Regions from separate parts of the Homo sapiens genome. Here region 1 is linked to region 2. A link is a loop called in an ENCODE intact Hi-C map of the cell type or tissue named here. Cell type or tissue: GM12878. All regions are shown on one strand. Each heading gives the region's core, and the rest is flanking DNA. Links, peaks and the distances in the headings are about the cores only. Region 1 overlaps RIMS1 (regulating synaptic membrane exocytosis 1). Region 2 overlaps RIMS1 (regulating synaptic membrane exocytosis 1).

Region 1 (11,341 bases), core at 4,358-8,357, 74 kb after region 2:
ATAAACATCTAAGAATAACTTGAGGCATTTATCATTAAAATTAGATATTTAATCACACCCTAATTCTACTTTTAGTTTTGAGGACTAATTCAACCTAACCTTTTTGTTAGTTAGAATTAGAAATTTCTGACTGTGTTATTTGTTCTAAACTCTATGGCCAAGTTTTAATTTTTAAAGAAGTCCTTGTATCCACTCTTAAATTTTTTGTGGAAAAAAGAAATCTCTAACTTCCTGTTTGTCAGAAGGAATATCTGGTTTGGCATTCTAAGTTTTCTCTTATAAGCTTATGAATATTTGCAACTGGCCAAAAAAAAAGAGAGAAAACATTGTTTATAGTAGAAGCATAATCTGCCTGGTACATGGCAAACCCTGGGATCATATTTTCCTATTCACAAAGAAATATACAAGTCACTCTCATAGATGAAGGGAAAACTATATATTGCACATTCATCCTGAAACAGGAAAAGCAGAAGTCATACATTCAGAGCACAATGAAATAGGACTCTGCCTTTCCTAAAATGGGCAGTAAAGAGTGGAGTACAGCTGGTCAGCTATCCTTATTCCCCACCACACCCCAATGACTACTTTGGCTCTTCTTCTGAAGGAGTTGGTTAGTAGTGCTATAGATACTCTTTTAGCTATCATAAGGTCACTTTCTACCATACCTGAGTTGTAGAGAAAGGAAGTGTCCTTCTTACCCTAACCCCAGCTGTGTAGCCCCATTTGCCCAGGGGTGTCCTCAGGAGTTGAGGAGAGAGAAGTGTGCTGGCATTAGGTTCAGGGCTCAATGGAAGGCCTGGAACTCACAGATTGGGAAATGATTCCTACATCCTACATACCAGAAACCACATGACACAAACCCATATGTTAAAATTCTTCCTAGAAGTGTTCTTTTCTTTACTTTTCCTGCTTTACTCCTTAAAGGGAGATCTTGAGTCATTTCTAAGCTCCTATGAATAGTCCCTTAGCAACCATTTTAAATAGGATTAGCTGTAACTGTTTTCTATTTAAGGGTGTTACATTATGGAATTCCCAGTATAGACAAAGAGATGGGGCGGGGGCAGGAGAAATATAAAATATATTCTTTAAGCACATTCAAGTAGATTGCAAAACTTATAAAAAGATAAACTGATTTTCCCAAAACAACATTATTGTCTATAAAAAGCATTTAGTGTCTGTCAAAATACATTTGGTGCTCTACCAAGTAACCGTCCCTTCAAGCCCCTCCTTTTCGCATCATGTCAATTCATCTATTTGTCTATGGATTGAGGTGCCAAGCCTAATTATCTCCCTGGAACTTTTTTAATAAGACCCACATTTAAATATTTTACAACATACAATTATATTACTAATTTTAATGATAAAATATTTCACATATTCAAGTAAATAGACATCTTTTAATAAAAACAGACAATATAGAAACTTTGGGCTATATTAAGGCATTAGCACATACATAGATTTAGTAATTCAATCAAAGGAGCTTTTGGTTGAATAAAGAAAAAGAGAGTCTGAGTCCATTTGCCTTAAAAAGTTCAAACCACACCTGATTAGATTCAATTGTTTTCAGAACAAAGGATGGTGCGTGAAATTTAAGAAGCTTCCATGAAGCTCATTTTTCACATTTGTTTTTACTTAGAATTTTGAAATAAAGGTATTGGTCTTTTGTTTGCAAAATAATACTGAAACATCAAATCCTTCTTTCCCATGCCACTGGGTTCACAGTAGACAGCAAATACTTTTCTCCTTTAAATTCTATTTATTTTGCTAATAGATTTTTCTATTGGGCAATATGATTCAGTACCTGACACATAATACTTAATAAATATTTGTTCAATTAAATTAAATGTTTAAGCTTGTGTTCATTTCTAAGGTCTAATATTTGCCAAATGTTTCATCGAGACCTCTTGAACACCTTCTTTACCATTTAAGATGTTCTTGGTCATTGCAACGAGTCACTGCTCTGAGAAGCTTATGGAACTATCCTTAAGAATAACGCAATGACATTTTAAATAAATATGTAATCATATGAAAAAAGTCATTAAAGACACTCAGGCTTTATAAACTATTACAATTTAATAGCAGTTATAATAACAGCAATAACAAGGTAGATTACATAAATTCTACTGTAGCATTTTACATCTGTATTTTATGTTTGCTTTATTGGAGACACAACAAAGCAAGAAATAAATAGCCCAGGGAAGGGAGGAATGGTGAGAAATAATTAATTTGGGTATCAGAGATTTGTATTCAAATGTTTCAGTAACAAAACAAATTATGACTAACTCAAAAATGTGTTATCTTAAACAAGAGAATTGTCTTTGCCTCTTTGAAACGTGTATTTCCTTCTGATGTAGGTTTATAGACCACAGAAGAGGCAGGGTTAAGTTCCATATTTTAAGCTAACTTCTTCATCTTCAGTTTTCTTCTATACCTAATTCCAAATTCTTCTCTTGACTCAACTGACTAGGTTCAAGATATGAACCTGAAGACTTAATAAAAATCTTATATCCACAGAAAAGCAGTAAAAATTTCAGAACATTGTTTTTGATACTGAATACAAAAGTTTTGACATTGGTGAGGGGAAAGCATTTTCTCCTTTCAGCACAAGTACCATTGATAGGAGTTCACTCCCAGGGGTCTTAAACCAAGGTAAAGGGAGGTCAAATTTAAGAAATATCAAATGTAAACAATAGCAAGGCCAAAAATGGAAATCCCTTCAAGACCTGAAATATGTGTTTCTTGCTATATACTGACTCATCAGGACCAATGTCTTATAATTTGAAAGCACCAACAGATGTTTAACAAATAAACACCCTTCAGTACTTCACCTTTAGACTGATATGTGTTAAGCAAAGATCTCAAAACTTTTGCATGTTCAAAGCTTTGGTGAATGAGATTTTGTGAGAACAACAGTAGCCTATTTCCATAGAGTTGATCCATGGAGAAAAGAGAAATACTTCATTTAAATGAATGTTTATATTTCCAGTGCTAAATCCACCAAGGGCCAGAGTATGGGGATCTAAGGGAAGCTTCTTTCCTTTACTATTGCCAAGTGACCACAAGGACAATCCATCTGCATCATACAAGCATCTAACTTATAAGAATTTAACCATATGCATGAGACAGAGAGATAGATAAGAAAATTGTTTTAAATAGTGGGCAGAAGTCCATTTACCATTCTAATTCTCTCCATAAGTATTTACCCTAAATCAGCCTAAAGATCTTCTACCCAAGGGGCCAACTCAGTTCTTGTGTGGCTCTCATCCACAGATGAACTCTCCAAGTTGAGTAAGACTATGGTATTCAATGAGTTCAATGACACATGGACACATTTTTTAATGCAACATGGCCCTTAAAACATAAGCCAACAATGGAATCTGGAGCTCAACAGAACTGCATAATTCAATGTCGAAGGGTAAACTGCCTGTGTGGGACGTACTATGATGTTTGTCTTCAATATGGCTTCTTCCAAAGAGGTTTTCAACAATACTCAAGTGGCACCTTCTATACTGTTCTACCTTTAGAACCTAATGCCTAAATTAGATTTGACTCCTCTATAACCTTCACCCTGGCACAGCTTTAATCACCCTGATATCCCTTTATCTTCCTTCAATCTAATCTTCCTATTGGAGCCAGATTGATCATCTCATCCTCCAGAGCTGCCAACTCTCCCCAAGTTCTTCTCCACTGTTTACTAGGCCAAAAGGTAGTGAAAAATTAATTAAACTTTGGCTCAGGGTAAATGCTCAAATTATCAGAGGGCACCTTTTACATGCTTTCCTTGGAATATTCAAACTCACTTAGAAATTACCCCAACCAGCTTCCTTTGTTCCCTGTGTGTGCACTCTGCCAGAGGCACACAGTACGTATGCAAAGGTTCTCCACAAACAACATTATGTGTGCTACACATCACCAAAAAACATATATGAAGTATCTCTAAAATCAATCCTGGATAATGAGGGATACAGAACACAGTGAAGGGAGTAGGTGCTTTGATAAGACCTAGAAAGTGAGTAGGAATGAGTATGTTCAAGTCATAAAATTTGGACAGTATTCATAATGTGGCCTAGTGTGTACGCATGGACGGGACATTGTATACCAACTGGCTACCACTGCCTGGGCCAGATCCTCTTTTCAGCCCAGGGATCCCATAGTCAGCATATTGACTAAAATATGTCCAGTCCAAGAATGCACAATATTTTGCTGTGTTCCAAAGCTTCCAGAGTCAGACAAATACACTGAAACCTTTGTTTTACTTTGTGTTCTTTCCTCCTAAAATAATATATTTTTAAAATGCAGAGTTTTTGTATTTCTACTTAAACCTAAGGTTGTCAGCTTATCTAACAGACATTACGTTAAATGGGTAGTCATTTTTAATTTTCTCCTGACCAGGAGAAAAGTGTGTGCAGATAAGTACCTCTCTCTCTTTCTGATTTTCACAGCCTTCCAGAGGTTCTTACTACTGAAAAGTTATTTGCCACACCTGAGTTAACTTTTCCCTGCTACCTTTTAGATCTTTGAACAAAGACCTAGACAGTCACACTGACATCCTCTGACCATTTAACTTACAGCAAATAATTAGCGTTTAGAAAGAGGTGAGTTGACTCCTCATCCGGGCTGCTTTTTTGTGTTCTATGAGAGGAGGGCAGACAGGATCACACCAACAATACGCAGATTGTTGTGCCAGCAAGCAAATTTTAGAATCCAAACTGTATTTAATAAAAGGCAGAGTCTACTTTAAATTTTTTTTCTGATCCAAACAATATAAATTTTATTATCAGCATTATCAATAATTACAAACCACTTCAGATAAATTAAAAACTAGCTCTGACATATACATAAAAAATAGAGCTTCCTGAGAGTTTAATAGGCTTGGCAGTAAGTTACAGAATCACATAATTATTGTTAATTTTAGTATACCTCTGTATTTTCTAATGCAAGCCAGCGCCAAAACATTATTTTAATTAAGTAATTAATTAATTAAAATGAATAAAACATTCTTGAAAACTCAGAGACCCTAGAGGGTTAGATTAGAGACAGCAGAATCAAGATTAGAATCAAGGAATTCCTCAGCTAACTTGTGATTTGGATGTCAATTTGCCCCACAGAATTCAGAGAGTCAACTCTTCATATATGTCAAAATGCATGTCATGAAAGGTATGCCACTAAACACACTCCGTGGTATCTATCACTTAATGTTAGAAAAAGACTATTTCATCAATATATTTAAAACTTTAAGTATGAAATAAACAGCAGGCTGGGCACTTTGGAAGGGCTGAGCACTTCCCGGCACTTTGGAAGGCCGAGGCAGGTGGATTACTTGAGGTCAAGAGTTTGAGACCAGCCTGGCCAACCTGGTGAAACCCCGTCTCTACTAAAAATACAAGAAAAGAAAATTAACTGGGCATGGTGGTGGGTGCCTGTAGTCCCATCTGCTCCAGAGGCTGAGGCAGAAGGATCCCTTCAACCCGGAAGGCAGAGTTTGCAGTGAGTCAAGATTGTGCCACTGCACTCCAGCCTGAGCAACAAAGCGAGACTCTGCCTCAAAATAAAATAAAATAAAAAGAAATACAGTAGAATCTAAATATTGATATATGAGGAAATCAAGAAAGTTTAGATTAAATTATTGTTGATTTTCTCTAATCATCTCTTACAGGCTTAAATACATACTCTTTGCAAAACAAACACTTTTACTCATTGACTTTGGCTCTGGGTCTTAATTTTCTAAACAAAAATATATGGTGGTAGGAGAAACACTGTAAAAATGTTAATTACAAGATGAAAAGGTTCATTTAGGCTTGAACAAAACATATTGTAACATCATGCTGAAGGGAAAATAACAGGGGGTGTTCAAAATTTACCAATGACTGTGCTGCCAACGCAGCATCCTCTTCCTTTCTAAATGTGCTTTCTGCCTCACCCAGGGTTACCGTTTTGTCTGTAACACCTCAGAGCCTATGAGTAAATTAGATACTTATATGCAGCCACCCATTTAAAGTTAGAGAAGTTGACTGCACCCTGACAGGAAGGCTCTCTAAGAAGGAGCAGTCATGTAGAGGAGGCTCATATGAAGCAGTGTCCACCTCCTATCTGTACCACTCCTCTCCAGGTCTCCCTCCCAGTATCCCTGAGGCAGATGGCACAAAGGGCTGGGTTCATCCAGCAGGAGAGAGCCCTAAGGGCCAGACAAGAAAAATCACTCCTCTCCGGAAATGACTGGCATTATAGACCAACGGATGCCTCATTTCTCTCTTCTGGGAAAATTCCCCACTGGGGCTCTCATATTTCTGTCTCCTGTAATGAGAAGAAGGAGAGAGCAAAGAAAGGAAAAAAGAAGATAAAGTGACTAAATTTCTCCCAAGTTAGCCATCAATTCTTCCCTAAAGGAATAAAAACAGAAACTAAAAGCCAAGGAGTTGCCTCTTTGGGGTCAGGGTAGAGGCAGGGGCCCAGGACCAGCCTTGGTCTTGAACCAAGAATCCAAAAAGGTAAACAGAAACACTTTGCCCACTTTTCATGCCATGTGGTGTGAAAGGTTTAGCAATGCCTGCTATAATAAAGGCAAAAGTCTCTTACTTTCAAATTTGAAGGAAAAACAATTAAGGACTAATTCTCAGGGTTACCCAAATCCTTTTTAAGTCATTTCCAGCTTAAGTATAAATAAAATTCTGGTAGGATTTTATCTTTTAGAAAATTTTCATAAATGCTATGGAAAATATATCCAACTTACTAGAGTTTCACCAACAAAACACAGGTCTTTGTTCCATGCACTTGATTTTCTCATGAGTTAAATGTAGATAATTTGACATATAAGCGGTATTATGGAAGTATGTATATACGCTGTGAGCTAAAACTTGGTATTGATAGTTAGAAATTTTTATTACACATTGGATTATTTTTTGAGTATTTTTATTACACCTTTGATCTCAGCAAAGGTGTAGAGCTGTGATGTCTGTATTTTTAAAATATTAGAAAAATTTTTAACTTTCTATCACTTCTAATTTTGTGTGAAAATGTCAGCATTATGTCAGCTGTTCTGTGCTGTAAGTCCACATTAGACCTACATTCAAGCAACATTTTAGAGAGCATTTTTAATATTTTTACAGCATTTATTTTAAATATTTACTCAGGAATGCCATTGATTAAGGGTGAAAAATCTGTTAATTGTTTAAGTAAGGTATTCTTATACAGTGAGTTTTCCTAGTTGGAGGTATTCCTCCATGCTAAAAACTCAAGATAGGGTATTTTTTTCCATTGAAGACAGACCATATGAATAATGTATATAAATTCCCATGCATTCATATGAGATTATAAACTGAGGGGTAAGCCAAAATGCTTCCTTAGTAAAACAACAAATGTGAGGAATTAAATCTGTAAGCATAATGCAGGGTAAATCTATTCCAAAGTGCTGCTAAAAGAAGGTTTACTACCCTAGTTCAAAAGAAAGCACCCAACTTCTGTGTATTCCCAAAGCTCAGGTAACTGCATTGTGCTAAAATCACTACAATGAATAAGAGTCTTCTGGCTTAGCACAATGTAAGAACCAAAGCTCCAATTGTGATTCAAAATTCCTTTAAACAGTGCTCACACAGTGTAGATGCACCTGTCTTTATACTCAAAGAGATGTGAATACTGAGTGTGTAGTACTATTTGAATTCACATTGTTATAAAATAATCATTATTATAGCCAAAAGTTGTTAATGTTGCCCACATGTGAAAAGCTGTGCTAAGTGTATTCTTAATATATTACCATTGTTATCCTATTTGCTCCTCCCACCCATCCCCATTTCACAAATAAGACAATTGGGAGGGGTTTAAATGACCTATCAGGATCATATAGTAAAAGTGGTGGATCTCAGGATTCGAACCCAGGCCTCATTGATTTAGAAATCCACACACTCAGGCACTCCGCTCCATGCATCCCATAATAATTATTACTACTACTAGTGGTAAGAGTTTACATTAGAGAAATTCTCAGTTATTACCTGCATTTTAGTATCCAGTTGTAATAATAGTTAACTTTGTTTCCCAGTTCTGTGGAACATTTACTACTTGTGCTGTGTAACCTTTATTTAAATTATTTTTTCTGTTTTCTTTTCTGTAAAGTAGGGATAGCATCCATAACTGTCACACCAACTGCATGGAGTCAAAGTAAGAATAACAAGGAGTGCACATATGAGCACTTTTTGCTGTTGGTGTAATGTTATTTGTTGATTATGACACTGTGCTATAAAACAAACATACTGTACTCTGAGAGGAGAATTTGCTCAACACTAAAGGTTATAAGTGAGAAAGAAGTGAAGTCCAAACAAGGCCCACATATTAGACTTAAAATAACTGTTAGGAGGTTTGTGTCCCTTCTCCAAGATAGAAGCCATTGTTTAAGACACTCCCTAGACAGTCATTTCCATGCCAAAATTTTCAGAATATTCTCAGTTGACAATCTCACTGTCACTTCAGGCCAGACTGAAAGTTAGAAAAATGGGTTCTAGATCTTATTCTGATGTTAGGAAATCACTGGAGCTTTCTGGGACACACTGGAGTACAGGCATAAGGAGGACAGGGACTTTGTCCCTATAGCCCCAAAATATTGGTTAGATGGTTGTGTAAAACTCCATAGCTTTAAAAGGAGGGTGATAGAGTAGATGAGTAGTTATCAGATATTTCTTTTTGCAGCAGAACTCATTTTCCCCACAAAATACAAAACAGATAGAGAGCTGGGAATCAAGCAGTAGGGTGTAGAGCCAAGACACCTGGAGCCTGCCCTGTTGCCTTCTTGTCCAGTCAACATTATTCCCCAACACTCTGGGATAACTGCACCAGACACAGTGTGGAAACCACTGATCTGGCTGCTAACGCTCTTCTCACTCAAATCCCAGGCATCCCAGTTTTTTTCTGTCTTCAACAAGTTAATTTTTTTTAAATCAAGGAAAGTAAACTAGGTACATTTTTGGAAACAGGTAGCTTAATTGATAAAATATTAATTTATTAAATTATTCTAACTTAAATTTCTGAAATTAGTGCTCAGCAAATATTCCATGTGCTCTCCTACATTTCCTATCATCTCCTGCAGTTGCCTGGTCCTGGCCAATGGCAACAATAATGTATGTTAATTCTACCTGCTCTTTCCCTCTCTTCCCCAGCTGTGGCCATGTGTTTCAGGGATCACTGCTTCAAGATAGAAGAGGGCCACCTGATTCACACTGAACTATGCTAGTGAGAAAGTTGTATCATGCTAGGTTACTGAGAAGTGAAAGTTGTTTGTCTTAATTTTTCTAACAAAAACACACTGCTAATTTAGTGGAGATATTTGGACTAAATTATGGAATAGATCTTCTAAAATGTACCGCTCTATTTTCCCATATAAAAAAAAAAAGTCCTCAGAGTTTAGTGCTAACAGAAGGCACCCACACCAAAGGAAGAGGTAAGGACTGTTTTTGGAACAATGGCTTAAATGGGAGGAGGGAATTTTCCAAAGACCATATGCCATAGTTGCCCTATAACTTAGGTCACTGAAGTAAAATCCCATTATTGCATATCTTCAATACTGTATAAGATTCCTGCTATATTGTCTTATTTACAAAAAATTAGTGAAATGAAATCTTATAGAGCTAACGATTTCATGAAACCAAACCTTTCAAATTAAATGTCCTCAGTGAAGTCACTACCCTCCACAACTCTTATTCATTGCCTCACAGGCATTTGCAAGTGTTCTATAGATAGACTTGTAATTTAAGATTTGGATGATGTTGTAAATCCCCAAAAGAGGTCCACAATCTGGACAGTCTTACCAGTTGACTTATATATTCCATTTTGTCAATAAATCTTAGGTTTCTCATCATCCTATAGTTGACTTGATATTTAACCTGTGAATTCCTTTAATGTTTAGGTAGTTAAGAAATATTAGCTTTCCCAAACTTGTTATTTTAATTTTCAGCTAAAATCAGTGAGTGGATGCTGCACTAAGCCCAGATGTCCATTGCGAGGCTGGGGTCTTACTCCTCCAGATGTCAGGATGCTATTAGCTATCAGACTTCCCTTTGAAATTGCCCTCTGCTGAAGCCAGCCACCTCTCCTAAGGCTAGATCCTCTTCCCCAGGCAGCCTAAATCCAGTGACTGGTCAAAGCAAGATATTCCAGCTAGTCTCAGAACTCCCAAGGGACTCATTGAGGCCTTACTGTATTTGTATTATAGCCCACTTTCTCCTACTTTCCAATCTGTTGACTTCCCTTCCCACACAGGTGTTGATCCTGAAAGTACTCCCTAATAAGCGTCTTGCACAATAATCTCCATCTCAGAGTCTGCTTCTGAGGGGCCTGGCCTAAAACAAATCCAAATTACTCTGCAACCATGAAATGGGAAACAAGTCAAACTAGTGTGGTCAGAGCTTTCCCTATCACACTGTGGGTATCAGACTGTCCCTCATGGTAAAAGATCTGAAGGAAATAATGCCATTCTTTATTCTGTATCCTCCAGACCTTTCAAATAATAATAAACAAGGTCATCCCAGGTGAAAGGACAAAAACATAAACTGACTAGATGAAAGATACATGTGAAAAAGAGGAAGGATAATTTATCTTGTTGGAAGAATGCCAATTTATGAAGACTGCATATGAATTTGTGTATATGTACATGCATATATACATACATGTATGAAAACAGATGTATTAATTTTTGAAATGGAAATATCTTTCTTTTGTCTCAACATGGAAACTCAAAACTTAGTCTATTTCTAGTGCAGACTTAATATGCATGCAGACTTAGTCAAATTCCATGTAGGGAAAAAAAAAACACACACACACACTACTAATCCTTATCAGGGCTCTTTTGGTTGGGAGAAACAGAAACCTACTCAAACGAAGTCAGTTTAAGATTACATAGTGATTGTTTTTTTCCCGTAAATTTGTTTACATTCCTTGTAGACTCTGGATATTAGACCTTTGTCAGATTGATAGGTTGCAAAAAATTCCTCCCATTCTGTAGGCTGTCTGTTCACTCTGATCATAGTTTCTCTTGCTATGCAGAAGCTCTTTAGTTTAATTAGATCCCACTTGTCAATTTTTGCTTTTGTTGCAATTGCTTTTGACGTTTTGGTCATGAAATCTTTGCCTATGCCTGTATCCTGAATGGTATTGCCTAGATTTTCTTCTAGGGTTTTTATAGTTTTGAGTTTTACACAACTCCATTAAAAAGTGGGCAAAGGACATGAACAGACACTTTTAAAGAAGACATTCATGCGGCCAATCAACATATGATAAAAAAGCTCAACATCGCCAATCATTAGAGAAACACAAATCAAAACCACAATGAGATACCACCTCACGCCAGTCAGAATGGCGA
Region 2 (11,341 bases), core at 3,718-7,717:
TTAGAAACTCCTTGAGTAACAGAACTAGAACAACACTCACTGTTCAAATGCAAATGCCTTCTCATCAACTCAAAATTGCTCCTATTATCAAGTTTGAGAAATATGACAACAGCAAAAGCCCTCTAAGGACACAATCAATGACACACCACAGGCAACTCTCTATTCCCAGCCCTTTCTTCTCTTCACAAAATGAAACCAGAAAGGCTACTCAGCCAATCAACTTCAAACCCTTGACTAATAAGTCCACCTTCCTCCCAGTCTACATATCTTTGTTTTCTATTGTAGCCGACCCTTCTGGATTGATAATGATATTGTGTATCTCTCATCAACCACTAGATCCAGCCAAGTGTAGTCTTATTGTAGCACAAAAGGTCAAGCCCCTAGGTATCTGTGGTGTTTGATATTTGTTGTGAACTGAATGTTTGTACCGTCCCAAAATTCATATGTTGTAGTCTAATACCCAATGGGATGGTATTGGGAAGTGGGACCTTTGAGAGTTAAGTCATGAGGCAGAGCCCTCATAAATGGGATTAGTGCCCTGTACAAGAGGAGACACAAGAGAGTTTGCTTCTTCTATCTCTGCTCTCCGCCTGTGAGGACACCATATGAAAATAGCTGTCTGTAAACCAAGAAGAGGGTCCTCAACAGAACTTGATCAATTCTAGCACGCTGATCTCAGACTTTCAGCCTCCAGAACTATGAGAAATAAATGTCTGCTTTTAAAGCTACCTAGTCAAAAGCATTTTTTAATAGCAGCCTGGAACTAAGATGACATTTTACAGAAGCCCCTAGGTTTATACAGTATCATTTATAACGTAACAATTGCTCTACCAAAAAAATGTGGAGGAGCTTGACATGAAAGCAAGATAATCCATCACCTCTACCATATATAAAATCTAACCACTCTGCATATTTCTCCTTGACTATTTTTACTTCTTCTGTATGTCATGTAAATATAAATATTCTCTATGGCTCCATCATTTATCCTCTTCTCCAAATACTCTGTAAACGCTACCATCTACACCCTGAGCATCAGTGTCACCTTAAGTCAGGAGCCCCAAAATTTTTAGACACAAATTCTGCCCAGAGTTTCAGACCCTTAGTTATGATTCCCTATTGGACATTTTTACTGAGTCAAAAGCACTCTCACACAGCAGCACCCTTGGGCTATTGCCCATTCCAACTGATTGATATTCATTCTAATGGCAATGCCCACACTGGACTGGTGGAAAAATATTTTTCATATCATGCCTGGTCACAACACATCCAATTTAGAATATCCCAAATGGAATCCCTCAATTATTTCTACTGCTTCTTATCAACTACACATCTTTTGTTTCTCTCTCAGTTAATGGTGCCATCAACTCCATTGCCCAAATAAGAAACTTCAGAGTCATTTCTATTTTCTCCTCATTCAACATCTATATCCAGTCATGATGTCTAGTTGTTTCTGCACTAGATTCTTATTTATAATCCATGCTCTTCTCCCCACGACAAGGCATCATCAGTTTCTTGATCACACATTGCCATCACTCATCTGGCCTATTGCCTTAGCCTTCTATCTGGTTGTCCTAATTCCACCATCTCCATTTTCCTGATTTTGTCCACCAGAAATATTTAGAAATGATTCAGTCAGACGAGGAATAAGAAAAATCATGGTATGCATATTATTAAAACAAACAAACAAGCTTCCTATTATGAGCCATTCTTTGTGCTAGACATTATGGACACCATGAGAAAAGACCTAGTATCTCTCTACTAAGAGGGTGAAACATTAAAAAAAAAAAAAAAAAACAAAACCCAAAGTTGTGATGGTTTCTTGACATCAAGTTAAGTTTGAATTTCTGACGTACAACAAATAATTTTTCAGTATACGTATGCCCAAGTATTGAATAAGACATACTTTTATGAAAAAAATATTAACTGTATCTGAAACTTAAATTTCATGAGGGTTGGTATTTTTATTTGCTAAATCTAGCAATTCTAAGTGTAATAAAGGATGACATATGTTAAAGTAAAGATATTCAAAGTATAGAACTACTACAAAGTAGAGAGACTAACCCTGCCTAGGAGGCATAAGCAGCTTTTGGAAAGAAATGACACTAGTTAAAGTGATTAAAAGAAGTTTACTGGTGTGTGTGTGTGTCCATACATATACATGTATGTCTCAGACATAGCGAGGGGCACTCCAGGCAGAGGAAAGAACATTTACAAAGGCAAGAAGGAGAGACTCAACAGAGTGTGTTTGCAGTGGTCTGCTGATAAATGTTTAACGGCTGTTTCTCAAAAACTAACTAAATAAAAACAGAAAAGAAAAAAGAAAGTACCAATTACTGAATTATAGGGTTTGTCAATTTCCATGGTGTAAATACTCCCACCCAAGACATATTTCAAACTTTAAATAGGATGTCACTTTAACATGGAATTGGTAAAAGATGTTTAGTGCAGTATTTCCATCATGAAGATATAATATATAATGGACGTACATAACTCAAGAGCATGGACCGTGACATGTATCAAAATAATTAGGAAGTTGGTGAGTTGAGCATTTACCTTTATTTTAATATAATTTATCTATTTTATTTTATTTTATTTTAGACAGGGTGTCACTCTGTTACCCAGGCTGCAGTGCAGTGGTGTATCACAGCCCACTATAACCTTGAACTCCTGGGCTCAAGTGGCCCTCCCACCGCAGCCTCCCGAGTAGCTGGGACTACAGGCACACGCCACCATGCCTGGCTAATGTTTTATTTTTTAATTTTTTTGGAGACAGAAGTCTCACTATGTTGCCCAGGCTAGTCTCAAATTTCTGGGCTCAAGCAATTCTCTTGCCATGGCCTCCCAAAGAGTTGGGATTACGAGCATGAGCCATGATGCCCAGTCATAATTCAGTTTTAATAATAGCCCTATTTAAACTAGATTGCAAACTTTTTGAATATCTAACAGTTGACTCTCCCAAGCTAGTATGGGCTGTCTCATGTACATTGCTGTGTGCTGGTGAACTACAATCTGTATTGGTGGAGTACAAAGTGCTTGTGTGAAGGAGGAAGAGTGTAGGAGTGCTAAGGAATAGGGAAGGGGAGGATGTTGGACTTTCCTTTTATACCACCCTCATCAGCTTATAGATAGATGGATAGGCAATAATGATGATAGATACAAACATAATAGATAGATAGATAGATAGATAGATAGATAGATAGATAGATAGATATGTACATACATACATACATACATACATACACAGATGGATACATAGATATGAAGGTTTACAATCTCAACTTACAGGACTCAACTTACAATGTTCTGCTTGTTTCTATGCAATGAAATAAAAAGAGCACCTGGAAACAGACGTCTGAGTAATAGCTCCATCAAGTACTGGCAACCAGTTTGAGCATTAATTTTCTCAAAGCACAAAGTATAATATAATAATGCCTTCTTCTCTGGGAAAAAAATTAACTAAGGTTTAACGTGTTGAGGGCTTGTAAATTATAAATTGCCAGATAAAAAATTTTAGTAACACTGTGGTTTCTACATTTTTTTCATAAGATTGTGCATTTGCTGCTTCTGTAAAAGGTAGAGACACAGCCCTATTTGTCACAGTGTAGCTCCAGCAGTACAGTTTTTTTTTTTCTTTTCCTTCAAAGATCATCCTCTTAACATTAGCTTTGAGTCCCTCTAGGCATGTCCACAACCTTTACTTCCCATTTCCCTTTCTGTGCCTCCTTCTATTTCATCTAAGAATTATTTAGCATTTCAGAATAGAGAGATGTTTTTTAAGCCTTTTTGCATTCTTCTCAGGCTGATAGAAACATATTAGAGAAATCCAATGTTCAATTAAAAATACAGTTTCCTTGTCTCTAATACATTCTGGTTATAGCTATTGAAATAACCAACTATACTTACAATTGATTATACATAAATCAATCAATAAGTAAAAATTAACATATTTCATAAGTTACAGAATGTTACTGAAAGCATGTGGAAACCTATGATAAACACATAATAGCAATTAGCAAAGATAAGATAAATGCCATGAAATCCAGACATTGGAATTTAGGCTTCACATAATAGGCAACAGCAAACCAAAATACGTTTTTTAATCAGACAGTAATATGATAAAAATGGAATTTAAGAAAGAACATCTTTTAAATATACAAGATGGTTTGCTATGTAAGTAGCTTCTTCATATTTGTACTTAAAATTTATCCACGATTTATTTCCCCCAAGTTTTGTGTAGTTAGTAGACATAAAATCTGTGCAGAAAAAACATAAATCAGTCCCTGTGCTCCACATCTGAGCATTCAGGACAGTCTGGAAAGAAAACACAAAGAAGATGGCAAGTAGTCATTTCTCTTGTTGTGTATTCTGCAACATCCCTCTTCTGGTAACCACATCTGATGACTTATTTACTTTTAACTGAGAATTTACTTAGGCTGGCTGTACAATCTCAAATTTTCTCAAAAGAAAAAAGTCATAGTCCCTATGCCAATGTTGAAAGAAAAGAAAAAAAAATCAAGTTTATGTCAATAATAAAAAAAACCCTTTTTTTCTGATTATACAATACTGACTGGGCCTTTCCCTGTATAACTTAATCTCTAAACTTAATATTTAAATGAGAAATAGAAAGAGAGACCAAGTGTGAGAGTGAGAGCATAAGCACGCTCTTGGTGGTTTCATTCTGGTATGCAATCCCACTTAAGAACCTATTGACCCTTTTTTACAACAATTAGGAAAATAATAGAGAACTAAAATAGAGCTCATAAACTTACAGCAGATCCAAGAAACACACAAATAGAACATAATGTGTGCTCTAGGAAGGCAGGTATAACCAAAGCTCAGGGAAGAAAAAATTTTGGTGAAGGGGGTGGTCAAGTACGTTTTGGAGGAAATTGTTTTGGAGCAGAGACTTGAGTCACAGGCAGGATTATCATTGGTGGAAAAAGAGGAGTGGGTGAGATATTAAAACAAGCAGTGGCAAAAGCTCGGGGTAGAAATAGAAGGGAAGGACATCTTCAATGAGTAGGGAATATTGTGGTTTTGTAAAACATTTAGACCAGAGAAGTTAGTGTTGAAGAGAAGACAATCAGGCACTGTGCAGGCAGGACTTAATTTATACATGGACTATTGGACCTAAAGGCCTTCAGAGAGGGCAGGTGCTCTGAGCAAAGCTGGGTGGGATGAATTAGACTAGTAAAGGAATAGAAGACAAAAGGCCAAGGGGTATCCAACCCCATGCAAAAAGGAGAGCCTGAAATATGAGGATGGGAGTGAGAACTGACAGAAGGAACAGATGTGAGACGATTCAGAGATTCAGAATTAGACCTGACAGGACATAGTGACTGATTACACTTAGGGAGCACACAAGGAAGTGGGGAGCTGAAGATGACTCAGGGGTTTCCCATCTGTGTGACTGTGAGAATGGAAATGTCATAAATAGATGAGAGAAGGTGAAGAAGGATGCATGAGTGTGACTGTGCTTGGGTTTGTTGGGGTGTGATGTGGAAGGAAATACTGAGTTCAGTTCCATTTAAACTTGGAACAAACAACATAATATTTGAGCACTCTTATGTGTAAAGTAGCATGCACTGTAGAAGGCAAGAACTTTAAATTTTGTGTTAATACCTACAGTCACACACACCCTGAAATAGAACTCAAAGTCACACGTTTTCCAAGCCTGAACATTTCTCATAAATGTGGCCCAAGATTATCAGCTGAGGTATCATACTAACAAGGTCTCATAGTAAAATAAGACTGCAAAGAACCAGTCCAAGTATTTTAACACTTTTAATGCTTCAAAGGATAATAGATGGTGGAAATGGCTCCCTGGAATTGCATGGAAATGCAGAGTTAGAAAAATCAAAGTGATAAAATGAAAGATGCCTTTATTCTCCTCCCTGATCCTCCATATCCTCTACTCCATAATGTTTAGCGGCTTGGTTTGCCATTATCAATAAGGGAGATAATATAATCCATCTTGAAATCATTTGTCAATTGGCATTCAGTATTCAAATCAAATCAAATCATAGTTCAAACCAAAAAAAAAAGCAATTTATATCAAGTTCCAATGGCATAGCTTAGTAGTATGCATTATAGTACACCAATGACTTCCCTGCAATACAGTCTCTTTCTTCAAGAGGTGAACACTGCAGGTGGGGAGACAAGGCAAAAGAAATGAAAAAGTGAATGATTTAAAAAAAAATAAACTAAGGCAACCAGAGAAAACATATCCCAAGATAGCATACGACTTACTGCCAAATGACTAGTGCTCTTTAAAAGTATTGCCGGATTAGAGATTAAACCCCCTTTCTGCAAGCAAAATAAAGAAGAGCCTTCATGGTTTATAAATAAGGAAACTTAGATGAAAACATTACCAATGGCAATTTTGTACATTCTCTGTCAACTTTCATCTTTTCTATGAATTTTTTCTAATGTGGGGTGAATACCACAAAGAGTGTGACCTACTCACTGATTATATATTATGTCTACCATATTAGAATGAATTATTTGAATTAAGAATCCTATGGTATTCTTGTCTTCTAACCCCACTAGATCCTAGCCCAAGATTGAGCAAGAAGAATGCTGCCAATGAATCCTGACCTGAATAGTTAAAATGAATAACCAGAAGTTAGTGGGTAAATGAATGTGATTATTAGTGGGTAAATGAACATGAGCAAATGATTTTCTTTTATGTGCCTCAGTTTCCTCATATGTAAAATGGAGACAGTAACAATACTTTATAAAGTTTCATGAGGGTTAAATGCACATAAAGTGCCTAAAACACAACAGCATATAATTGCAGTTATTGTTACCAGAGTTGATAGAAAATCAGCAAAAAGCTAAAATTAGACACTCTTCTGCTTTAATCTTATGCAGAACTTAGACTGGTGAGCAGTTTTGAAAATTTAGATGTGTGCTCTTTTTCTTTTTGATGTTCCCATATGGAATGATTCTCTCCACTGTGCCACAGAATCTTCTTTTCTGTGGATTTCTCTCAGGAATCAGAAAAGAAATGCATACTTTAGGAATGTAATTCCCTAGAAGTACTTGCCTTTTCTATCCTTATTTTTTATTAACTCTCCTTTGGTAATTCCCAGTCCCAAAATCTCAGAAAATTTTTGTCTTATCTCTTACTTGTCCCTTTCATAACTACATCCACTTGTCATTAAGGCGTACCAGTTTCTTCTTTCAAATGTCTCTCTCATCCATTTTTTCTGGAGTCATTGCCATTATTCTTACTATTATTAGCCATGTCTCATCTATTTTAATCATCTACTAATTGGTCCCTTTTTCTCCAGGAATGCCGTACGCTCATCCATCATGCATATTCCTGAAAAATTCATTATCCTGAAACTTTCCTTTCAACTAGATAGCTCCATGTTCAGATACTTTGGTGTCTCCCTTCAGAGTAAAATCCATTTATCAAAGCTGGACTTCAAGGACATTCATAAACTGGCCTCAACTGCCTTTCACAGGTTTGTATTCCTCCAACTCATTGGCCAAATATGCTTTTCAAATCAGACTATATATTCAATGTCCCCCTTGCCTGATGGCTTCATTCTGACTCCTGAACTTTTACCCACATTAATAATGTTTAAGATTTGTTATACATATAATACATGAGTGCATTCATTTATTCACCATTATCATTTTCCACTAAATACACATTAATTCACTGCATGCTTTGCCCAAGGTCCTAGGCATTATCTTTTTCTTTTATTTAATATCTTCCTTCTCACACTAGTGCAGTAGCCAGTGGGTACCGATCTCAGTTGCCACCAGTAGAGTCCACACCACCATTATATTTTGCCTCCTTTGGCTATAAGCTTCCTGTTTTTTCACAACAACCAACTATTTTCTTGGCACGGGCAGACTGTTCTCATCCTGGACAAATGACTCTGTAGAAGAGCAGAGGAAATAGCAGTGATTCACAGAGTAACCAGGCTGAGCCCTGAGGCACAGCAACTTTCTAATAATAATATTGCCAATATTTATTTATCCTTGCAATATCTGTACATGAGTTTTGAAAGAGAGGTCCAATTCAGTGATATTCACATTAATTTTGACTTATAAAATTATCACCCATCCCATCTAATCTTCATTTTTACTGAGCATATTAGTGGTACATATCAGTGATTCTAAATCAAGAGAATATGCCAAAATCACTTAGGAAAATTTTCCAAATACACGTTTCCTGGCTACCCTACTCATGCATAGTAAGGAGCATTTGATACATAATGGGGTAGTATGTCATGGAATATAAACTTCTAAAAAGTGATTCTATGCATTTTTACATCATTCCCCTGAATAAGAAACATACAGAGATAAAGATACAGTCTATGTTTTGAGAGGATTGACCAAAAAAATTATTCTCAAATTGTGTCAAGTACACTGTAAGATCATGGTAAATATTTGTTAAATTAACAAAATAAATGAATAATGTAGAGATTTTTCACTGCTACTTGAGTAGAATATATGGACAATATTTATATACTACTTTATGGAATACACAATGCTGTCATGTATATGACTAAAATTTCACGGATTTTCAGGTCTAGAGTTCAGTTATCTTCCCCTGTCCTGCTGGGTGACCCTGGGGCAAGCCACTAACATAGGTCATGTTTTGTCTTCCATATGCCAGCCAAGTACAAGCATCATCAAATCTCAGCTGTTGCCACATCATGTGGCTTAATGTAAAGCTGCCATTAAATACACTCAATCAAAAGTCTGCTTGGGCTTGCATGACCTTAGTTACATACACATACACATACACACACACATATACATAGTAGAACTACTTAAGTTCTACTCTTCCAGAACTAAATGCTTTTAATAGTCAAGAAATTGAAGAGGGCACCATCTTCTCTGAGCATTCAGAAAGAGAAAAACACAATATTATCATTAAAATAGCTATGGCAGAACAAGGGGCTTTGTAAGACTTTGTGAATTGGCATAGAACGATTTGCATAAGCCAGCAAATCATATAAAAAGAATGAAGACTATAAAAGCCACACAATTTTTTAAAATTCTGTCACTTCCTAATTATAACTATGAATTGGAAATGTCAGTGTTCCTAGAATTCTCTATTTTCAAATTACTGGCTCTACTGACTTTATTCTAAAATGCGAAAACATTTTTTTTCCTAGTTGGACATTTTTTCTAATATCAATAGAAAATTGATATTGATCCCTACTGCAGGTGGTAATACAACTATAGCCTGTGACATTAAACATCTCTTATTTTATGTGAAAACAACTTTTAACGAAGCAAGAAATTAAGACTCAATGCAATTTTGTTATAAACATGGCTAAAAATAGTACAGAGAAGGCCTGTCTCAGAAAAATAACTTCATTCATGATAAAATATATGACTAAAAGATCCTTTGCATATGACATATTCTTTTTCTTCTTGACTGGATTTTACTCAGTAAATGAGCTATATTTTTAAAAGGTGCAATATTTGTATCTAGCATATATTTTAAAAATCAGTTTCTTCACGGGTATCCAAACACCTAGAAAATTATTGAATCTTCTGTCCCAACAGACTATCAGAGTAAAAAAAATCACAATAAAAAATTTTAAATAAGTTTAAATAAGTGGAAAAATCTAGCAGTCTTTCAATTTTTATTCAATTTTACATAATTTTTGTCTTCAATATTTGAAGTGCTATATAAGTATACCTACAGTAATACAAGTGAGATTTCTAAAGTATTCAACAATAGATACCATTTAAGATACAATTGCATCCATAGTAGGATGCTTAGGATTTCATGAGAAAATATGTACATATGCATTCCGCATTCAAAGAACAGTGACCCTCTTAAGCATATTAGAGATTAGACATACGATTAGAGCCTCCTCCCCTTAGTGCACAGAAGTTCCTCTTCTCTGTTCTCCCTCACTGCTTTCAAAACTTCATGACTTTTGGCATGTGGCCAAATTCCACATGCTTCATCTCAGCTGCCACCAGTAGAGTCCAGACCACCATTATATTTTGCCTTAACTGCCACAACTGTCTCCTAAAAGTTCTCTTTCCTTACAACCCGTTTGCTACGCAACACTGGATCATGATTCCCCCTTCTTTAAAGTGCTTTAAGGGTTTCTCAATATAAGTCTTAGATAAAATCCAAAGACCCACAAGAGCTCTAGGATGGAACCCTTGCTTGTCTCAGCCATTGCCCTCTTTCTACTCACTTGCTTTCTCTGGGCTTCTTTACTTCCCTAAACATGATACTCTGTTTTCCACATAAGGACCATTTCACATACCATCATCCTTTCTGCCTGGAATTCCCTTTTCCTGGCTCTTTACAGGGCTGATTTCTATCTTTCAAGTCTCTTTTTAAATGTCACCTCCTCTTAGAGCCTTCCTTGAGCAGTCTTTCTAAATAGTTTTCCCAGTGTAGCTCTCTTTCATTGCATTCAGGTTAGGCCTTTGTTAAAAGAGAAGGGTTTTATCATCTATTTTTGTTTGTTGTTTAGATTGTCTCCTCCCATACTCCAAGCTTTACAAGGACAAAGACTCTGCTTTGTTCATGATAATATCCAGGGCCTGGCAATATGTTATGCACACAGTACAAACTAAATATTTGTTGAAGAGAGAATAAATAGGCCAATTCATTGCATAAAAGCAGTGAATTGTTTCCTCTACTGCATACTCTTCCACCTGTTGAAGAAATTCATTTCTCTTCCTTTTAACGCTATCTTCTCAGCCAAAGCTGTTTTAGCAGTGAAGGAAAGACCACATGGCTCAGCAGCAGCAAGGGTGCAAGAGCTCCCAAAACAGAGAAAGGTGGGCCAGTTTCCAATGTTTATAGGGTCTTTCCCAGACATTGAGAGAAATTATATTCATGATGGGGATGTGTCTGAGGTGGTAACAGTCTACAAGTGGATTATCCATTCTTTTGTGTTGTCCCTGACATTTCTGCCATCCGCTATTGTAGGACACAGAGTTGTGAACATTAGACCACGCAGTCTGAAGATCATGTCTAGTATGCAGAGCTTAAAGTCATAGAGAAATAATGACAAGAGCTTTTATCCAACTATTCACAATATCAAAGACCCATTCACACTTTTGTTTAATCTTTTAATTGATGTAAGACATAAATCTGAGATGTGATTATAAATAAGAAATCATATTTTCAAGCATAAAAATATATATTTCCTAATCTGCTATGGGAAAAGTATACACACAAACACATGTATAAAAACACATACATCATATATAAAAACTATCTCAAAATGAATCAAAGACCTAAATGTAAGATCTAAAAGTATAAAACTCTCAGAAGAAAACACAGGGGGAAATCTTAATGGCATTTGATATGAGAATGATTTCCTGGATGCAA

Evidence for each region. Hi-C counts contacts between places; a loop is a spot of excess contacts. Peaks named below come from ENCODE experiments on the same cell type or tissue, not always from the same donor. Only the 100,000 strongest peaks of a DNase experiment are listed, where the experiment ranks them.
Region 1: a loop joins it to region 2, with 2.0 times the contacts of the local background. A loop is called at or near these places in 1 of 110 quality-filtered maps.

What each region holds. Positions count from the first base shown.
Region 1 is chr6:71,903,212-71,914,552 of GRCh38, reverse strand. All of the region lies in intron 1 of RIMS1 (regulating synaptic membrane exocytosis 1), which reads right to left. Among named protein-coding and RNA genes, the nearest start is that of RIMS1, 22 kb to the right of the region's middle. In GM12878, for the core only: no CTCF peak of the experiment used is centred there; a DNase peak (open chromatin) is centred at 5,912.
Region 2 is chr6:71,976,644-71,987,984 of GRCh38, reverse strand. The region is part of intron 2 of RIMS1 (regulating synaptic membrane exocytosis 1); the gene reads right to left. Among named protein-coding and RNA genes, the nearest start is that of RIMS1, 96 kb to the right of the region's middle. In GM12878, for the core only: no CTCF peak of the experiment used is centred there; a DNase peak (open chromatin) is centred at 5,394; H3K27ac peaks cover 588 bases.